Regions from separate parts of the Homo sapiens genome. Here region 1 is linked to region 2. Evidence: chromatin loops called from intact Hi-C (ENCODE). Cell type or tissue: HCT116. All regions are shown on one strand. Each heading gives the region's core, and the rest is flanking DNA. Links, peaks and the distances in the headings are about the cores only.

Region 1 (10,403 bases), core at 1,571-9,570, 450 kb before region 2:
AAAAATGAGGAAGGGCTGCTACTTCTAACAAGGCTTCTTAAGACACCTTTCAGAAAGCTTAAATGACCATTTTCATGAACTTAAATGGAGCTGGGAGACCCAGAGGATGCTGCCTGACTCTGGCCCAACGATGCTAAAGTAGCCTGGGGCACCAGGGTAAGGTGGTATTGGAATCAGCAAGGCTTCTCGGGCCAGGAAAGTCATGAGCATTTTCAGTAGAGCAGATGTGTGCCATGTGGGAGAGATCCAGCCAAGGGTCATTTGGGGTTCTGTCCAGTACAATCACTTAGAGAGCGGAGGGCCCTACCAGCAGGAAGCTAGACGGGGGCTACAAATGTGTCACAAGTAAACACCAAGAACGCATGCAACTAGAGATGCATGAACCAGGTACGATGACCTGTAGGAGAGAAGTCTTCTGGGAACAGTCTTCCAAAGGACCCAAGCAAGCCCCAGGAAAAGCGTCAGTTTTGAACAACCACCAGGCATAGAATGTGCAAAACCAGATTACATCAGTGTCCATTCTGTAAGAGCTTTCTTGTTCCTTAGCATTCCTCCAACAGCAAGAGGTCAGAAATGGTGGGCCAGCTGAGATGGGAGAAGAAAAGAGAAATGGCACAAAGTGGAGAGAAGACACCGACCATACCTCCTTTCCTCTCTTTCCCACCACCGGTGGACAGCCCAAAGCACACTCCAACTGGAGGAAGGTTTGCCATTAAAGATAAGGTGGAGTTTTGATTATTATCTTGGCTAGTAAAAGTCATGGGGTCTGCCCACTATCGTATGGGAGGGGCGAGGATTACACCTACTTAATGCGCTTTGAAGAGGCATTGGGAAACCATAATAAAGATGTGGGATTTTTTTTCTTTTCTTTCTGTCTCAGAATTGGGCACATTTCTGAGATATTCTGCTGCAATTGTGTAAGATTTGTCTGCAAGCCTTAATTTTCTCATTACCTACTTTTTATAAGTCAGGCACAAATAATTGGAACTGCTTATATAGGGAAAATTGTTGAGGCTTTAAAATGTCTCAACGCCAAATGAGAAGAAAGAGAATACATATTCTTTAGTCTTAATTTGGTTCCCCAGGAGCAAACTTGAATCCTGAAACAAGAATTCAAACTCACATAGTTTATTTTGTAGGGAGGAAGGGAATGAAGAGAACACAGGTAGGGGAGAAGAGAAATAAGACAAGGAAGAGGAGAAAATTAATAAAGATAGGCTTCTCAAGCCAATTACCACAGTAGGCAACTGAAACTTAATCCCGCATGAGCACGCTAGGGGCCCATGAAAAACACATGCTTCAGGGTCCCCCGAGGGTTAAAGGAGCTGACGTATTTATACAACAACATCATCATGCACTACTGCCGGGATCCCAACAGAGCCATCCATCACTTCTTATATGGACTCCCTTTGGCTCAAAGCACTTCACCTAGTATTTACTTTTCTCTTACTATTTCCTCTTTTTTTGTGGATGACAGGAAATCACTGGCTAACCAATAATCAGATAAACAGAGCATTTGTGGAAGGAATTCCTCACTCTACATCTTCTCACGAGCATGGCTAATTTATTTCAGATCTGATAGCAATTCCACTTACTTAGAATTTGGATGTCATTCAGTACACACCAGGCCACAACTGAACTGGACAGCCCCTTTTAAATTTCAACAATACTAACATCTCTCACAATAGTTTCTAGCTCCCAGAAAACATAATTTCTATTCTGAAAGAGGATGGGATTAATTCACTTAATTTCAATTCAACAAAATGTACCTATGTATTTATGTATGCTATAGCTAAAATACCATTAGTGTGTGTAGATGATAGATAGATAAGATAGACAGATAGATAGATATTCCCTGCCTTAACAAATTTATAATCAAGAGTTGAAGTAGAAATGTATAAAAATACTATAAAACAAGGCATATTACAATTACTCAAAGCATAAATAAACAAGGTGCTATGCACCATTAAGGAGAGAGCAATAAATTCCAACCAGGTGAAAATGAAGGAAATTTCATTTCCTTCAGAAATGAAATGAATTTGAGTTATGTCTAAGTAAAGTTGGCTCCTGTCCCTAACTGCAAGCTCCCTACCTGTGGTCAAGGTCATGGCTTCAGCTGTCCGCATTTCTGTGTCCATGTTCCAGGGGATTCCTCCAGGTTCCAGGCTGTGCTTTGAATCCCCTTGACTGTAGTCAGGTGTCCCCATTGTCAGCCCTGAGGCTCTTCCCTGAATTCCCCTGCTGGCCTCTGCCCTGCTGGATCCTGCCAGCCTTTGGCTTCGGGGTCTCCCTGCTCACTGCCTCTCAGAACAACCACCTCAGTTCCTCTCTCTGAGAGGTGTGGGCAGATCCCACACTGCCCAGAGCTCTGCCCAGTTCTCTAGGTCTTCAGACTTTGACCTGGCCCAGGTTTTCCATCTGCATGTGAGGAGCAACTGGACACCGGACAGTGGTAGGCCTTGAATGACCAGAAAGTAAATGGACAGGAAGCCAGACAGACTTTGCATGGAATGTGGAAAAGTCCAGAGAAGAATTGGCTCCTTATGACATGAAGAATGAATGAGGTCCCAGCACATAACATGGTGCCTTCTTTTCTCCAGTCCCCTGGCTACTCTTCCAGCAGCATTACCATTGGTATACTTATGCGTACCTCTGTGACCCTTCAACTAATGCTTCATAAGGATCATGACTGTCAGTCTCTTCATGTACCTCAATAACTTGTGCCTCACACCCTTCTACTGATGGCCGTCCACTGCCTTTCAATTTTTCTTTCTGTACACTAGGCAAATTCTGATTCTCTAAACCTTCTATTCAACCTTCAATGCACTCTCCAAATACCTCCTCTTCTCTGAAGCCTTTTTTGCCCAGCATCCTCCAATCTTAGGCAAAACTGATTCGTCCCTTCTTCGTCCCACCAGTGTACCTTAACCATTATTTCTGTAACTGGTTTACTTGTCTATATGTCTTCTTGGGCAATGAGATTCTCCAAAGCAGAGATGTGCCTTATCATTTCCTCGTGCACCTCCTCTCTGTACTGGGCACAGTATCTGGCCCAGAGCAGTGTGGTCACCAGCCTGCCCAGGGCAGAGGAGGTTCGTAAAGAGAAAGGAGAGTTGTTCACAGTGGGGAGACTGACAGCGGGAGCACATGTGCATTCAGGTCATTAGGTAGGAAGCAGGAAGACGAAATGACAAAGTAGCCAATAGCATATCCTTTCATTGTCTTTTATTTGGACCCATTGCCAGAATCAAGAACAAAGAACCTGGAAGCTCCTGGATTTATCTCACCTGGTAGTCTGAGTGGACTCCAGTGATAGGGTGTCTTAGTCCTTTTGTGTGGCTATAAAGGAATACCTGAGGCTGGGTAATTTATTAAGAAAAGAGGTCTATTTAGCTCATGGTTCTGCGGGCTATACGGGAAGCCTGGTGCCAGCATCTATTCAGCTTCTGGTGAGGCCCTCAGGCTGTGTCCACTCATGGTAGAAGGTGAAGGAGAGCTGGTATGTGCAGAGATCACATGGAGAGAGAGGAAGCAAGAAGATGGGGAGATACCAGCTCTTTGTGACAACCAGCTCTCATGGGAACTGAGTAAGGACTCACCTCCAAGAGACAGAATTAATTTATTCAAGAGGGATCTGTCCTCATGATCCAAACACCTCCCATTAGGCCCCACCTTCAATACTGGGAATCATATTTCAACATGAGGTTTGGAGAGGACAAACACCCAAACCATAGCATATAGCCTTTGCAATTTCTTTTAATTGATTGAGCTACCCTACACCAGAATGGGTGAAAAAGGACCTTATTTTTTCTGTATATGGCTGTATTGTTTTGTTAAGAGATGAGTTCCTGCATCAGGACATCATGGGCACTAGCATTTCAAAAATAGTGGAGGCAATAACCTAAGCTCAGTGGCATGAATCCACACTTCACATTTTATTAGCAGTGTAATAATTTTCTAAAAGATTAGTATCACAGATGCTGTTTTTCTTTTGTTTTTCTTGCATCTTGCTCTTTTCTTTACTATTTATGAAATCTTCATTTATTTCTGTGCATTCAACTTACTATCTGCTCTCATTTCCTGTGATTCTGAAAAATTGCCTCTTGAATATATATAGAGCATATCTACAAGAAATCATTTCTCTTCATTTTGTTCATAAATAAGTGTTTTTACTTTACCTTTATTTTTGAAGCATATTTTCACTGGATAATGAATCCTTGGTTGAGTGCCCTCCACCCAGCATGTAAGTATGTAATCTCACTGTCTTCTTGCCTCTATTGGTCCCATAAACAGTTAATCGAGGTTTTATTACTGTTTCCCTGGTATAATGAACCAGTTTTTTTTAATACACTTGAGATTTTCTCTTTGTATGTGATTTAGCATTTGAACTATAATCTGTATAGTGATGCATGTCTTGATGTTTATCCTGGATAAGTTCCATTTTTTTGATCTTATAGACTAATGTGTTTCATTACTCTTGACACATTTTCAATATTTCTCAGGTCTCTCAGGTGTGCCATCTCCCAGAGATGCTTTCTGTGTGGTTATTCTCTGCATTTCACTCTACTGTGTTGCTGTACATTCTCCATTTATGTTATGTCTTAGGCAATTTCCAGAGCAGCCTCAGGGCCAGGCTCTGGAGTGTGGGTGCACTTGTAGTGACAGCAGCTCTGGGCCTGGGGTGGGGCTGGTCCACATGGAAATGGCTCAGGGTCTGAGTTGCCAACACAGGATGAGGTCCTGGAGCCTGGATCTGTGATGATGCAGAGTTGGGGCTGGGAGGCAACCCCTTCCCAGGCCGCACAACAGTGGCTGCTGCTTGGGAGGATGTGGAAAGAAGGTATTGATGCCAGGTCAGAGGAACCAAGAAGGTTGAGAGAGTTTCAGTGCAGGGCCATCTCCTCTTCCTCTCACCTGGGAGCTAGAGTAACAGGAGACAGAGAAGCTGAGCTGGGGCTTCCATGAATCTTTCTGGGTCCTAATTGAGTAGCTCTTCCCCTGAGGTCTGACCTAGGCATTGATATGGGCTCCGGACACCAGCGTGGCTGGGAGGAACATGCAAAGAAGCATGGGAAGGTGCGGAGCTTCCAGCTACAGAGACCACCTGCCTCCTCTTCTTTTCATTGAGAAGCCCCTGCCCAGGTGGTCAAGTCAGAAAGGCTATTGACTTAGCATGGGGGTAGACCTTCTCCTCTCTGGACTCACAATTTAATCCCTGTCCTCCTACCTCACCAATAACCTAGGCTCAGACAGATGGTGTTTAGTACAAATCTCTTGAAAGAAAAAATAAAAACCTATGGTTTCTTTTTCTCTTTCTTCCTGCAACATGCCCATTCATCTTCCTTGCTGCATGATTGCACCTGGCTGAAGTCATTGATCAGAAATTCATCTTCTATACACACTTTTCCTTCGCAGCTTAGACATCTTTTCTATGAGCCCTGAAAACGTTCCATTCTTTGGAAGAACTAGTAAAGGACATCACTTTGTTAGGCCAAGCACTGTGGGTGCATGAGTGACCACAGCTGCAAAGATAAGCAGACTCCAGGCTCAGACTCATCATTGTGTGATTCCACTCCCTGCAGACAGATGATGGTGCATCCACCTGGCCAGGAAAAATGGGGGTGGTATCTTCTCTTCTATAGAGCACTCCACTCTGCACAACACAGCCTTTCACACAGACTCAGACTCTTTTCCTTTTAACAGTTTTGAAAACCTCTGTTCACACCACTGATGGAAACAAGAATCTTATCTGGGGTTTTCTTGTTTTCCTCAGAGTTGTGAACATGTAGTGGTGAGTGAGGTTCCCCTGAACAGGCTGAGAAGCTCTTTAAATCACATTCCATTTAAAATTATTAATAACAATAGTGAAAATGTGTTTTCTTTCTTATGTATGTATCTAAGTAATGTATTCAGTTTTCTTTCTTTGCCAACAAACCTGAAATATCAATTATCTGACTCCTGATATAATCTGGTAAGTTTTGTCTTTTAAATGGAAAGTCAATAAATCTACTATTGTTATAACTTACATAGTACATATTACATGTCATTACATATTAGTATAATATAATCAATTAAGTATGATAATGTTGTATTATTATTGTATGTTTTCAGGAAATACAACCTAAAATACCACTTGAGACAAAGTATATAAGTTCTGAGAATTGTAATTTTCCTTATTTCCTAAAGACTGGGTAAGTAAAATGAATAAAAAAAAGGAAAAGGGAACATTGTCCATATAACAAGCAGTTTAATCCACTCTTTACAATCCTCCCAGACTTCTAGACATGCAGACTCCTGGGAAGAGTGCCCCACTCTGAGCACCTACTGCTTGCCAGGTACTCCCATTACACTGGGATGCAGCAATGCAAATAATAGACAATGGCCCCTGATCCCATGAAGCTCAAATTCCACTAGAGGGAGTCAGCCTATCAAGTGTAAAATCATAAGTAAATAAATTATATCATAAGTCAGAAGGCGAAAAGTGCTTCTGACAAAAGCATGGAGTAGGGTGTCCTATGAACACATACAGAGGGATCATTAAGATGGGAAGCACAGGGTTGGCTTTGGGAGTGAGGGAAGGAACCCAAGGGTCTGGGGAAAAGCCTCACCCCTGAGGGAGCAGTGAGAGTAAAGCTCCAAGGGCAGGACAGTGTGAGGCTTGTTTAGGGCAGAACTAGGAAACCCGAGAGTTGGGAGCCCGGTGAGTCTGAGGTAAGAGCCATGAAAGAGTTTTTATAATTAACAGGGAGGATTCAGGGAAAATGGGGCCAGGAAGGCATTGGAAGGAATTGGCCTTTTACTCTGATCATTCTCTTTGGCTAGGTCTCTTTGGAACAGGACCCTTGCTGGTCAACAGTTAAGCAGGTGCCTTAGAAAATCAGGCAGGTTCTCCAGGCAGAGAGCATCAGCAGCCCCAAACCTGGGCTTCCCAGACATGTCTGAGGACCACATGATTGGCAATTATACCTTCTGAAGTGGCAGATACATTCTGGATTCATGGCGAGATCCAGAGAATCCCTCTTTTTTGCATTTGCATCTTCATTCTCATGCCATCAAGACTTTTAAAGACTGTAGTTTAGACTCTCATTCCTGTTTTTAGAAGAAAAATTCTACTTGGAATTCCAAGAGTGGTGTCTCCTTTATGATATTAATTCCAACTCACACCATAACTCAGACTTCGTAGGTGTAATCATCTCTGTTCTTAATGCAATCAGGAGAGGGTTTGCCCTGTCTGTGCCGCTGGGGATGCCGTGAAGGAAAGATAGTTAAGGTATAGAGGAGGCTTCATGTCACTTTCTACAGAAACTTCAAAGTGTGGATGCAATTTGGGAAATGTTCTCAGCAGATGGAGGCACCAGGAGGAGTAGCTAGGACAGTGCAGACTCACACATCTGCTTCTCTGGGGGGTTTTTGTTATGGCTTGTAACACTGTGAATGGGGTAGTATAATCCTGTAGACAGTAATAAGTTGCAACATCTTCAGGCTGCAGGCTGCTGATGGTGAGAGTGAAATCTGTCCCAGATCCACTGCCACTGAACCGAGATGGGACCCCCGACTGCAAACTGGATGCAGCATAGATCAGGAGCGTAGGGGCTTGCCCTGGTTTCTGCTGATACCAGGATAACCCATTGCTAATGCCCTGACTTGCCCGGCAGGTGATGGTGACTCTGTCTCCTACAGACGCAGACAGGGAAGATGGAGACTGGGTCACCTGGATGTCACATCTGGCACCTGAGGTTGGAAGCATAAAAACAAACATCCACACAATCAATCACGTTATGAGAAGCCCTCCCTGAAAATCCAGCCAGTACCGAATACACTGGCTGAGTAAATTCCTAGTGTTCTCCTTCCTTACCTCGGAGCCAGAGCAGCAGGAGCCCCAGGAGCTGAGCGGGGACCCTCATTTCCATGCTGTGTCCTGGCTGGGACTGACTCCTGCACAGGGTGTGACCAGCCTATAAAAAAGTCTTCAGGGCAGGGAGGGGGCTGGGCTCTGGGAACATGCAAATCAGCAGGGGATGGGGCCCACTGGGCACAGCTGCAGGGCTGGCTCATCTCAGTAACTCAGCACAAGGACAGTGTCCTCAGGATCTCAGGTCGGACCAGGGCAACACAGATTTGTCTTTAATCTGTTTCTTGCTGGGGGTCAATTTGAAACAAAGAATATTTTTTGATAATTGTCGAAATTTGAAATACTGCTGAGTACTTGAGGGAGTAATGTATTCCATTGGCGTATGGGGATTATTTGGGAGAAATTGTTCTCTGTAGGAAACTCAAAGTAAAGTTTTTAGAGTGTGGAATCAGCAGGTCTTAAAAATACTCTGAAAGGGAGGGGGGTACTTTGTGGTATAGTTACATTTCTGTGAGTGTGTAATTGTTCCTTCTTAAAAAAAAAGGAAAAATATCAAGATAATGCTAAATATATTTGTAAGTATTCTATAATAACCTTAAACCATTCTTATTATCAGTGTAAGGTCAAGCAATTCACTGCAGGTGCACAAAGATGGTGCTATAAGTCCTTAATGTGTGTACCACTTACAGTTGCACATTTATGCAAACCTATAGACCTCAATAATGCCCAGAGATTATATGAGCTGCATCTTATTTTTGCTTTGGGGATCTCTATATTATACCTCCTTTTCTGTCATTGGGTATGTTCCCCAGGGTTTATCAGCAGGAAGCGCTGACTAGTGATGCCGGATCTGATTACTTCAAAAAAAAGTTACTTGTTTCTTCCTCCAATTATAGGAGCATGGATTAAGATAAACTTGAAATTACCTAAGGATCAATTGTCTCTAAAGTAAGAAGACCAATACCATATCCACTGAGTAATGTTCTGAGTTGCACTGCCCACCAGCCTGTCCCTGGGTGCTCTGGAGTCTGGATTTCTGGAGAACACATAAAGGAGAGAACTTGGGAAAGATCAGGACAGTGAACCCTCTCTCCTAGTGAGGGCAGCTGCTGCTCAGTGCATGTCCCTGCCTTGCACTATCAATGCCACTTTCCTCTTTCACTGTTTAGCAGTAAGAGGGGACATTCTGACCAAGATGCCAGCCTCCTGTCTGACATCCAGGAAAGAGAGTCTCCATCTCCTATCAAGCAAATGCCCACATATATGGAGAAATCACTTGGATTTGGATAAAACTGGACGCAGATTCGGACTCATTATATCTCACATCATCTCAGCCTGGTTCAGCAACAGAGGAAGTGGATCCACCTACATCAGCATCAGTGGCCTGCAGCCTGGGGTTCTGGGGAGTATTACTGATTCCTGAGTAGAAGTGGCCAAATCACTCTGGTGTAGCATCTGCACACACCCTCCTGCTGCCCATTCAGGGGCCTGAATTTTAAGGAAACTTGCTTGCGTAGGGTGAAATGTCAAAGTTTGATTTTGCCCTCTAAAGTTTGCTTAAAATGAATGGACAAAAGACACATAATAGGAGAAAAAGGCAAACAAATGTATTTAACATGCAGAGGAAAATATCAGAGGAGAGAGATTACCCAGATAACCCAGTGAGGTCCAGGTGCTTATACATCCTTTATCGGGGAGAGGGAGGTGGGGACTGTAACCAACCTAGGGAGAGTAAATGATGTAAAATAAAATAAATGGATCCTCAAAAGAATAGTTAATAGCCTGACTGGATGAAATCAACTTCCAATCTCTTTTGAATTTAACTCCTAGTGCATGTTAATATTCCCTGATAGATCAACATTCCCAGGGAGGGTTTTCTTTTTTTTTTTTTTTTTTTTTGAGACGGGGTCTCGCTGTCCCCCAGGCTGGAGTGCAGGGGTGCGATCTCGGCTCACTGCAGGCTCCGTCTCCCGGGTTCACGCCATTCTCCTGCCTCAGCCTCCTGAGTAGCTGGGACTACAGGCTCCCGCTACCTCGCCCGGCTAATTTTTTGTATTTTTAGTAAATATGGGGTTTCACTGTGTTAGCCAGGATGGTCTCGATCTCCCGACCTCGTGATCTTCCAGCCTCGGCCTCCCAAAGTGCTGGGATTACAGGCGTGAGCCACCGCGCCCGGCCATTCCCAGGGAGGGTTTTCATGACAGTTGGCTTCCTTCTGGAGTAACTGATGTAGGAAAAGAGCCTTTGTCCAATTGATGTTTTCTAAATGCTTTCAGTTTGAAATAAGCACCACACAAATGCAGCATATCCTGAGATGTTATTTCCCAGATCCCTTCTCTTGCAACTGACTTGCCAGGAAACACCATTCCAGAGGGATGCAACTCCAGGGGGAAAGTACAGGTGCTTTTTTCTGGATGGATGCATCTGTCCATGTCTGCATCCAGGCCTTTTTCTTTCACTGTGCTTCTGCTGGTTCCCCATTCCCATCTCTGCCCCTCACTGCTCTCTCTGAGAAAGGCAGCCCTGCCTGCACGCATGGCAGACCACAGGG
Region 2 (10,403 bases), core at 702-8,701:
AGCCTCAGGGATGGAAGCTGAGGCTCACATTGTTCCATGTCACTACTGCTAATCTCTCTGCACTATTTCCCAAAATCCCAACCTAGGAAACAAGAATAGAAAGGCTGGAGATGAGAGACTCATTGTTTAGCTCTGATTCTGCTGCTAAATATCAATGAAGCCCTCTAGAAGTCACTTTACTTCTCTGTGCCTTTGTTTATTTACCTGTAGCTGAGGAAACCATCTCTGTAATCACTTAGAGCTCAAACTGTCAATGATTCTAAACAACAATGATGCAACTCAATGACTCCCAACTCTGAGTAATTGCCACTTTGATTTTAGTGTCCATCAACAGAGATGAAGGGTTGTGATGTAAGTAACAATCACTCCATTTTACCATTCTGTGCTGTCACTGGTCCACTATATTTAGCCCCCAGTATTATTTAAGTTTCTGCTACAATAATGCTATGTAAACAAACCCCAAACGTCAGAGACTTATACATGTTTATTTCACTTTCAGGTCTGTAGGTAGCTGCAGTTCAATTGACCTCATGTGGGCTCAGCTGCCCTTCAGCCTTTGAGTCAAGTTCATTATTCTCCATGTTTGTATTCTAGGACATGGGCTGAAGGTACAATCCAGGTTATTCTCTCTTCATGGCCAAGGGAAGGAGTTCTGAGGGAGCTGGCATAGGCTCACCATGCTTCCCAAGGCCTTAGCTTGGGACTGGCTCCCAGTTACTTCTGCCCACATTCCCTTGGCAAAAAAGTCACATGACTAAGCCCAAAGTCAAAAGGACAGGGAACTACAGCCCATCAGTGGGGAAGAGAAGCCATAGCAAGAACGGGAGAGAAGGAATCCTCATAGGCGTACACACTCACACACACACACACACAAGGCATAATCATAAAGCAAACTAAGGAGCCACCTAATATCCTTGTGGGCTTTGGTAACTTATATAGACACAAAATGGGGATATAGCTGGGAACGCTGGCTAACTCAAATGTGAGAATCAGATTATTTCTGGACATGCCTGGTCCAGCTATCTGTGGACTCACTAGAAGCCTTCCCCAGAAGGATATGAGGAGCCTTCTAAGACAGAAATCACTCTAAGTGAAGACAAAACAAGGCTTGGTGAGGTTAACCCAGTGACAGCATCTCAGTTATTAAGCAGAAGAAGGGATTTTGAGTTTACTATGCTCTCGGTGACTCGATCTCTGTGACTTGGATTTGCCTCCTGAAGCAGCTCCCATTGGCCTCCCATCTAAGCATCCCTTTCCAACTACACCGTGGCCACCATGCAAGTTGGTGCTGTGAAGACACAGGTGCCTCAGGCACCACAGCTGGCCAGCCTCTGCAAAGCAGCAGCAGCAGCAGCAGAAGCCTCAGCAAGAGCAGAGGAACAGCAGGAGTGGACTCGTTGTGAGTCCATGTCTACACTCAAAGACGGGGCACCTTACAAGGCTGAAAGGTAACCCCATCTGTAACCCATGGGCTGGTGAGACCTGACATGGAATTTATTTTAAGGTCCACTCAGAATTACTGTGGATGTAAAGCACAATGTATATCTATGTAAAGACTGATTACTATCCCAGGGGCTAGGCCCAAATGACATTTGTGGGACAATGGCAGTGACACTGACAAAGGATGGATGTAGACCACAGGTTTGGGAGCCACCTGTGAACTGTGATCAGCCAGCAGGACTCCACAGCCTGCTTCAGAGCCATTGGAAGGATATTCTGGAGGTAAAGCAACTCACTCTTACACTCAAATATTTCCTGAATGCCTCCCATGACCCAGGAGCTAGATTGGACAATGAGAACTAAGCCTTAGTAGAGCTATCCAGAGATGCTGATTTCCTTGATGCCACTGGGGAATTTGGAAATAAAAGTACCTGGAACATGCCCTTTAAGCCTCTGCCATGGATACCAAGTTTCAAAAGTAGCTGGAAGGAAAGTCAGGCAGCATCAGAATGACGCTGGGCACCCTACCCAGGAGGTGCCTTAGACAGTAGGACAGGCAATGGGAGAGCCTAGTCAACCCAGTGTGAAAACCCTTTAGGCCATGAGGGATCTGTCAGTTCAGTGAGATTGCAGACCAGAGGGTGAGCCTAGAACATTAGTAGGTAAAGCAAGGAACAGAAAGAGGTAATTGCCCAAAGATAACTTTTCTTGTTTCAACCTTTTTTGGGATTATGGTAAAACCTGAGAGGGTGGAATCAAGATTTAGTCACACACTAGCTGTGAAACTTTGGAGACAGATGTCACTTAGCCCCTCTGAGGCCTTGTCTTAATTTAGATTCTAGGCATAGTCCACACAAGGACCTTGCTGCCATTTTCCATATGCTACAAGGTTGCATCTGACCCCTTGTGAGGGTCAGCTGGATCCAAGTTTGTTGGAGAACCTGATACTGGATTCAGGTTCTCAGCACAGGGTAGGGCCTGAGGCTGGTTTTTTCCCCAGCAACAGCTGCCGGTGAGGAAGTAGAACCTTCTTTCCAGTTGCCCTATGGAAGTTCTGAGTGCCTTCTGGGGAGGAGTCAGGGCCCCTGCTCACCTGACAGCTTGCTTTTCTCAGCCTTCTTTGCATCTGTGTAGATGGGAGGGAAACAGTTACAGGACTGACCAGCTACAGACAAGGCCTCCTGCCTCTGGGACTCAGTTGGGAAGAGATTGGGACAGGAAAGCCCTGGGGCCAAGTCCCCCAGGATGCTATTCTCCTCTCTAAAAACCAGCACATCTCTCCCCACAGAGCCCAGTGCTTGGTGACTGTCCCCAGATCTCAAGGATTCCAGGTCAATTTGAGAATTGCCCCACCTACTGGGAATACAGCCATTAGCATCATCCATAGTCTCTAAACAGCTGTGCTTAGAACTGTGTTCTCAAACTTCTAAGACTCCATGCCCTTTGAGAAAATAATCAACAAATACTTTTGAACACCTGCCATGTGCCAAGTACTGTTCTAGGTGCTAGAAATACACTACAAAAAGAAACGTTCCTTCCAGAGATTACATGGGTATTGATGAAGTAAACAAAAAATAGTAAAATTAGAACTATAAAGTAACTAATCTATTTTATTTGAACGTAACAAGTGCTTTGAGAAGAAAGCAGTGGAGAGGGATAAGAAGGCTAGGGGTGGGGGTGCATACCCTCAAATCTTGAAGAGGTGGTGTGGGAAGGCCTCCCTAGAAGGTGATATTTAAGCAAAGACTAAAAGGAAAAGAGGGAGAAAAATCATGTGAACAGTGAGAGAAGTGCATTTTGGGCAAAGAAAAGAGCAAATGCAAAGGCCCTGAAGCAGCAGCTCGCCTGGTGTGGACAACATGCAAAGTACCCACTGCCCACACCCTCTTCAAGGAAGAGCTCCCTGCCTAGTCACTGGAGCGGTGACTTAAACCAGGAGGGTGTCTAATTTACCTCAGATAGTCTCACAACGGCAGGTCCTACTAAAGGCAAAAAAAAAAAAAAAAAAAGAAAAAAGAAAATTCAAACTGACCTGGCGGTTTAACATTAAAATGCTTGCAGGGAGCGAATGTTCCAAGAAATAGGGTCAGCTGCCAATGGCTCACTAGCACCCAAGCACTCAGCTCACAGCCCACCTGCACGCAAGCATCTTGTCTGCAAGCATTCAGCCTAAGCAGCCCTACGTCATACGTAGCCCTTGCCTCTTTGCAGACAGCCTTCCCTCTGCTGTATTGCCCATTGCTCCCTTGCAACGTATCTCTCCTTTTCTCTAAATAAATCTGCCTTTCTAAATTCAATATTGTCTTGATTGATTCCTTTATCACCACGCGCTGGCCTCACACAGCCATTAACCACGACAAGTTGCATCCCCAGAGATATTTAACCCGAGGAAAAATCGGCCACAAGGTAGCGCCACATTACAGAGAGGGAACAGATGGATTTATCTTGCACGTGGTCCCCAGAATTGCTCAGAGGCTAGCTGCAGATGCTCACCAGGTCATTTTATTAGCCTTCTAATAACACAGTTCTACATTTTATACTAACGAAGTTTGGGGCCCAATTTATTGCCTAATTTGGGATTTTAAATGTTAAACCACTGAGACTAGAAAAGATCCCTAAGGAGGCAGATATTGCTAAAGGAAAGAGAAGGGCCTTCAGCACATGCTAATATTTGAGCAGGGTTTCTTGATCTTGGCACCATGGATATTTTGAGCTGAATAATTCTGTGTTATGGGGACTGTCCTGGGCATTAACAGCATCTCTAGCCTCTCCCCACTAGATGGCAGTAGCAACACCCTCAAACACAACCATAGACCTCTCCAGATATTGCCAAATGTCCCCTGGGGAGCAAAATCACCCCGTAGTGGAGAAGCAATCATTCAGGGGACAGAGGACGCAGCAAAATCAGAAAGGAGACCAAAGACAGCGGCTAGAGGGGAGGAAACCAGGAGAGTGCGTATAGTGGAGCCAATGGCGGAAAGGTCCCAAGGAAGAGTGACCAATTGCATCCAACAGTGAGTGCCTAAAGGTAGGATGGCTGTATATCTGCTTTCCTAAGACGGCCCCAATTTATGCCTCTTGTCCAGGTACAACCATTTCTTAGGAGTGTTGCCGTTTGGATCATTTATGTGCTCACATGACTCAAAAGTCAAATAAGAGGAGAGCAGAGACAGCAGTGGGTTTGGCCACGTGCAGGCTGGTGATGACCTCAGCAAGGGAAGTTTAGGTGCAGTGGCGGAGACTACAGCCACTTTGGTAAGTGTACTTTGGGGGCAAGTTTAAAATAGAACAGGAGAAATTACAGAAAGGGGGGTCTCTATAACACTTCCTATGGGTTTTGCTATAATTAAGGATAGAGCAACGTGAGAAAGAGATGGAGAGGGTGGTGGAGATGGGAGGAACAGCTGCATGCTTTGTGCCAGTATAACTGGTCTGCTGAAGAGGAACCATGATGTTGCCGGAGCATGAGAGGACTTGCTAGAGGCACGTCCTGAGCAGGTGAGAGGGTACGATACGAGTGCATAAGTAAAAAGGACTTGGATGGAGTATAGTCAGCCCACCCCAAGTGACAGCAGGAAAGGCCTAGATTGGGGGGTGCCATGCTGGCAGATGGGCAGAGTGGTGGCAGTGGGTGGGATTTGTTTATGTTTGCCTCTGTGTTTCAAGTGAAATAGGAAACAAAGTCATCAGTTGAAAGTGACGTGGAGGTGTTGGAGGTTTGCAGAGAGAGAAGAATGTGTGAGATACTCACCTAGGAACCCAGGAGACTGAAGGAACTAAGGAAAACATATAATGTGTTGCCAGGCAGCACTGAGGCATATGCAAGGCTGGAGGTTGGAAACGTATATTGACATACAGGGCCCTGTGCATGTGTGGATTTTTCCAACCTCCATCAGCCATGCGTGTGCGGGTGCTGGCACAGAGCAGGGGTAAGGCTGGACTCAACCAGGGCTGTGGTTTTGCCACATAAGGGTGATGAAGTAAAAGGGGCAGAAGTATTGACAGTGGCTGCAAGGGAGTGATTCCAACAGGCCTTGGAATTTCATCTGGGTAATAAAGGAATGAGAACCCTAGTGGGGCGAAGAATGGTGAAAAGGTAGATGACTTAATGGATTGCATGGATCAAAGGATTTTTTGACTCAGGGGATAAGAATGAAGAAGTTGGAATGTGAGGTCACAGATTAGGATATTAGAAACTAGAATTAAGGAGGGGCTGGAGTTACTGGTAATGATCTGGCAGTAAGTGGCTAAGCTGGGGGATCATCACAAGGTTATTGGAGGGAAGAAAATTAAAGACCTGAGAGGCCGCCCTGTTAAAAAGAATGTCTATGTGTGTATTGAACCATCAAGGATTGGGACAGGGTTCTGTTGCAGCAAAGTGACAGTCACCATCCAAGAAATGAAGGGGAGGGACAGGAAGATGGTGAATGACTGCCATTAAGAGGACACACTAGAGGGCGGCGGGAGTTGGAGCTACAGCAGTGAATTGGAGGAGGAAGAATGATCTGGAAGCATCGAGGAGGACCTTACTCCATCCCTGGGCCCTGTGACATAAGGGTTAAGGGAGGAAAAAAGACAGCCACCCCTGGAAAGGACTGAGATAAAGCAGTATTCTCAGGCAGAGCCAGGTTTCAGTAAGAGCAGGAGGGTGAAGGGAAGGGTTAAAGAGGTGCAGAAACATGCTGAGGATGAACCAAGCATTCCAGAGACACCCTGAAAGAGCCCCTGGAGGTGGAGAGGAGTGGATGGAATTGGAGCAGAAGATGCAAAAAGCCATATCAAAATTACAGTGCAAGAGATGACGATGGCCTGGGTGATTGATGCAAACAAGGATAAAGAAAATAATCAATTTTGTCCCCATTTTCAAAGACAGATAGCAGCAGCAAGAGTGTAAGTCTGAGGAAAGTCATATTCCTTCCTCCTACAACATAGCACACACACTTACAAAAACAATACACAGACTCCTGGCCAATGGACTTCAAAACTGAGGAGGATCATTAAATTTAAATGTTCACCGCTGCATGAAATCTCCCTGGGTCCTGCCCTCCCTTCCCCACCCTCCTCCACTTGGGCCGGGGCACAGCAGTGATTCTCTCACCTCTCAGAGTGAGCCAGTGTTGGCTGCATTGAAGGCTCCAGATATGCAAACAGGGCAGATATTCCTGGACCAGGGTGCACAGAGTGAGGCTCCAACGCACCCTATTAACTGCATGAAGGATGAATGAGCCTCTGGTATGGGCTGGGACAGAGAAGAGGATTCAAGGGGCCCAGGAGGGTTTGGGTGGAACCTACCAGGAGCGGCAGTACAGACTCCTTGGGAAGGTGGCCAGGATTTAGCCACATTCACCAATAGGATAATCTGGAGAATTTCCTAGCTTGAGTTTCTGGGAGAAAGCAGATTTCTGGATTATCTGGTGACAGGTAACAGGGCCGAGTTCATCCACAGCCACCTGCAGTGTTAGCACCTTAAGCTGAGTTCCTTGCACCAGGATGCTGTCACGCCCAGTCAGTGTGAGACGGTTCTTGGCTGAAGGACTGAAAAGCTTGGGTAAGTGACTTCACCTAAGCCTCTATCTCTTGCTCCCGTAAGTCAGGGCTCATTGTGGCTCCTTGCAGGCTTGACTTCAGGGTTAACAGAGAAAATGAAGGTACAAGTGCCTTGTGAACTCTGAAACTCCAAACCAGTCATTCTCAAAGTGCCGTCCACCAGTCTAGCACATCAGCATCACTGGAAGCTTGTTTGAAATGTAAATTATCAGGTCCTCCAGAGCTATGTATGAATTAGAAACTCTGGGAATGGGGCCCTGCAATCTATTTCAACAGGTCCTCCAGGTGATTCTGATGCAAGTTAAAGCCTGAGAAACTCTGTCCTATACAAATGGATGTCAACTCAAGCTGCTCTTCAGAATCACCTATAGCACTTGTTCACCCGAATCCCTGAGAATGGAGCTTCAGGACTGCTATTTCTCAAAGTTTGCCTGGTGATCCTGAGATGGGGTTTGGGGGACAGAGATCCAAGGTGCTACCAGGTGTGAGGAATTGTTAGAAGGCAAACCTGGCTGTCATCTAGGGTGCTTAAAGGGTACAGATCCTAGGATTCTGCCTCTTACAGCTGAATCAGACTTTCCTAGAATGGGATTGCTGTCCAATGGCATGCCTCCTGGGTGACTCTGATGTATAGCCTGGGCTGGGAACCACCAGAGGATTATCTTCCATTGACCAAGCTGACAAACTCGCTTAAGGCTCTGAGTTTCACACTTGATTTTCTAGCCCCTGTCCTTCCATGGATCACCTGCCCCCTTCCCTCCTAATCAGGAGCACAGTCAGTGGATGCACTAATGTGGCCTCTCCTTGGCTGCAGGGAACAGGTGGAAATGTGGCCATAGGTGTGCAGGGCTGCCTGCCATGTATTAATAGCTACAGATTTGAAAGATCCAAGGACAAGAGACTAGAAAAAAATTTAAAACAGCCAAGCATTGGCCCAGTAATGGCATTTCAGAAATCCACCAAAATATTAAGATGCTTTTTGAAAAATATCCAGAGCACTCATGTAAAAGTGCTTAATTATTAATAAAAGCTGACATGTGTTGGGTACTTCCTGTGGGTCTGGCACTAGGCTAATTATGTTTTTAGGAGTTGACTCAAATGCTCCCTGTCATAATTATGTGAAGAGATATAATTATTAGCTCCATGGTACAGATTAAGGAGAGGTTACATAAATAAAAAGGAATGATACTCAAATTAGTAACCAGAGCCCATGCTCTTAAACACTATGCTATTATTTGTGGACTCTTACATAGGTGGCAAAAGTCAAAGGCTAGATTGACTTCTGTCCACTTCCAGCCAAGATGAAGTACAAGATTCAGATACACCCTTCCGCATTAAACAACTTAGGAATCAGACAAAATATACAAAGCATTGTTTGTTACACATTGGATAACAGACAGCACTAGATAGTCGTGTCTGAGAAAAGCGGTGAAATGAGCTGAGTCTTAGAATTGCCCCAGTTTACTAAGGGGCATAGTAAGGGCATAGCTGCAGCACAAAGAAGCAGAACCCAACAGAGACTGGCGTTCACCTGAGTTGAGAAAACCAAGTTGAAAATTTAGGAACACTAACACAGATATGTAGGCAAGAGTATCAGAGAGGAGACAGTTGTAGGGAAAAAGAGAGCTTTACAGAGAGACAGCGAGAGCTCCAGAGACCCGCAGAAGATTGCCCTGACGTCACTAGCTGAGTACCGATCAGTGCATACATGTAAGGATATTACTCAATATGTGGAAAAGAACAGAAGGAATGATGTCCAAAGCTCACCCAAAGACAGGAATCATTTATGTTTCCACCAGCCAGAGTGGAACAACCTTGTAACGCATATGGAGTACTCAAACGAATATTTCCTCAATAATAAGTTCAAATTAACTGAGACTAAAGCCTGCCCGCTTTGTCTGGACATGCCTAACAAAGCTTTGAGGGAAGCCTCAAAAGAATGAAACCGTGTCCAAGTAATTTAACTGTGTCCCAGAAAAAAATTCAAGAACATTTAAATAAATATTAAAATATGATCAAACCCAGCAAGGTTAAATTCAAAATGTCTGGCATCCATTAAAAAATTACCAGCCTTGAAAATTGGCGGGAAAATATTATTCATAATGAAAAGAAAAAGCAATCAACAGAAACAGGCCTAGAAAGTATACATATGATAAAATTAGCAGACATTAAATGGTTATGATTAATTTATTTTATATGTTAAAGAAGGTAGAGAAGAGCATAAGCACATTAAAGAGAGACAGGAAAGTCCCAGTACTCACACAGGGCCAGGAGCAGTTTTCACCAGTCAGGTGGGAAAACTTCATATTTCATGGAGCATTGGTAGAGTACACAGTGTCTTGCCTTAGTAGAGGGATAAATGCTGTTCTGTTCCCGCCTAACCCATCTTGAAAGAAAATCTGAAAGGATCAAACTGTATTCAAGTAACCTAATCACATCCCAGCACACAGCTCGACTAGTTATAAAAACACAAAATATTAATATCTAGAAACACAAAAATAATATCTAGCACCCAACAAGGTAAAATTCACAATGTCTAGCATTCAATTGAAATTTTCTAGGCCATCAAAGAAGCAGTAAAATATGACCTATAAGGCCGGGCACATTGGCTCATGCCTGTAATCCCAGCACTCTGGGAGGCCAAGGTGGGTGGCTCACCCGGAGGTCAGGAGTTCAAGACCAGCCTGGTCAACATGGTGAGACCTCATCTCTACTAAAAATATAAAAATTAGCCCAGCATGGTGGTGGGCGCCTGTAATCCCAGCTACTCAGGAGGTTGAGGCAGGAGAATTGCTTGAACCTGGGAGAAGGAGACCGCAGTGAGCCAAGATCGCACCATTGCACTTCAGCCTGGGCAACAAGAGCAAAACTCCATCTCAAAAAAATACATATATATATATGACCCATAAAAAGGAGATAAATCAACACTTCAGAACTGACCCAAACTTGCAAAGATACTATAATTAACAGAAAAGGACAGTTTACTAAGTACTCCGTATGTTCAACAAGTGAAAGATTAAACATATTAAGTAGAGATGTAGAAGATATAAGAAGATCCAAAATGAACTTTTAGAGTTGAAAACTACAATATTTAAGATAAAAATACACTAGGTGGGATTAAAAGTAGATTACACATTGCATAAGATAAAAAAAAATGAGCCTGAATACAGCACAGTATAAACTATCTTAAACAAAAACACAGAGAGAAAAAATAACTTTAGAGACTTAGCTCTTATCCTCTATTTGTTTCTAAACAGAGGATAAGGGGCAGAAAAAATGTTTGAAGAAATCATGATTTTTAAATTTCCAACTGAGATAGGAATAGCACTGGGTAGTCACAGGAGGCTGGAAAGACCCAAACAGCAGTTAAAACAGGAACTAGGCAAAGAAACCAAAGGATAACAGTAAACCTAAAC

Evidence for each region. Peaks named below come from ENCODE experiments on the same cell type or tissue, not always from the same donor. Only the 100,000 strongest peaks of a DNase experiment are listed, where the experiment ranks them.
Region 1: a loop joins it to region 2, with 3.0 times the contacts of the local background. A loop is called at or near these places in 2 of 110 quality-filtered maps.

What each region holds. Positions count from the first base shown.
Region 1 is chr2:113,403,903-113,414,305 of GRCh38, reverse strand. The region is part of intron 2 of LINC02966 (long intergenic non-protein coding RNA 2966); the gene reads right to left. It also overlaps LOC124907873. Among named protein-coding and RNA genes, the nearest start is that of ZNG1B, 29 kb to the left of the region's middle. RefSeq lists a silencer at 7,935-7,984. In HCT116, for the core only: a CTCF peak has its summit at 6,404 (motif pointing right); a DNase peak (open chromatin) is centred at 6,375; H3K27me3 peaks cover 779 bases.
Region 2 is chr2:112,952,827-112,963,229 of GRCh38, reverse strand. No RefSeq gene overlaps it. Among named protein-coding and RNA genes, the nearest start is that of IL36G, 20 kb to the left of the region's middle. RefSeq lists a silencer at 4,126-4,175. In HCT116, for the core only: CTCF peaks have their summits at 2,779 (motif pointing left), 3,992 and 4,202 (motif pointing right); a DNase peak (open chromatin) is centred at 4,259.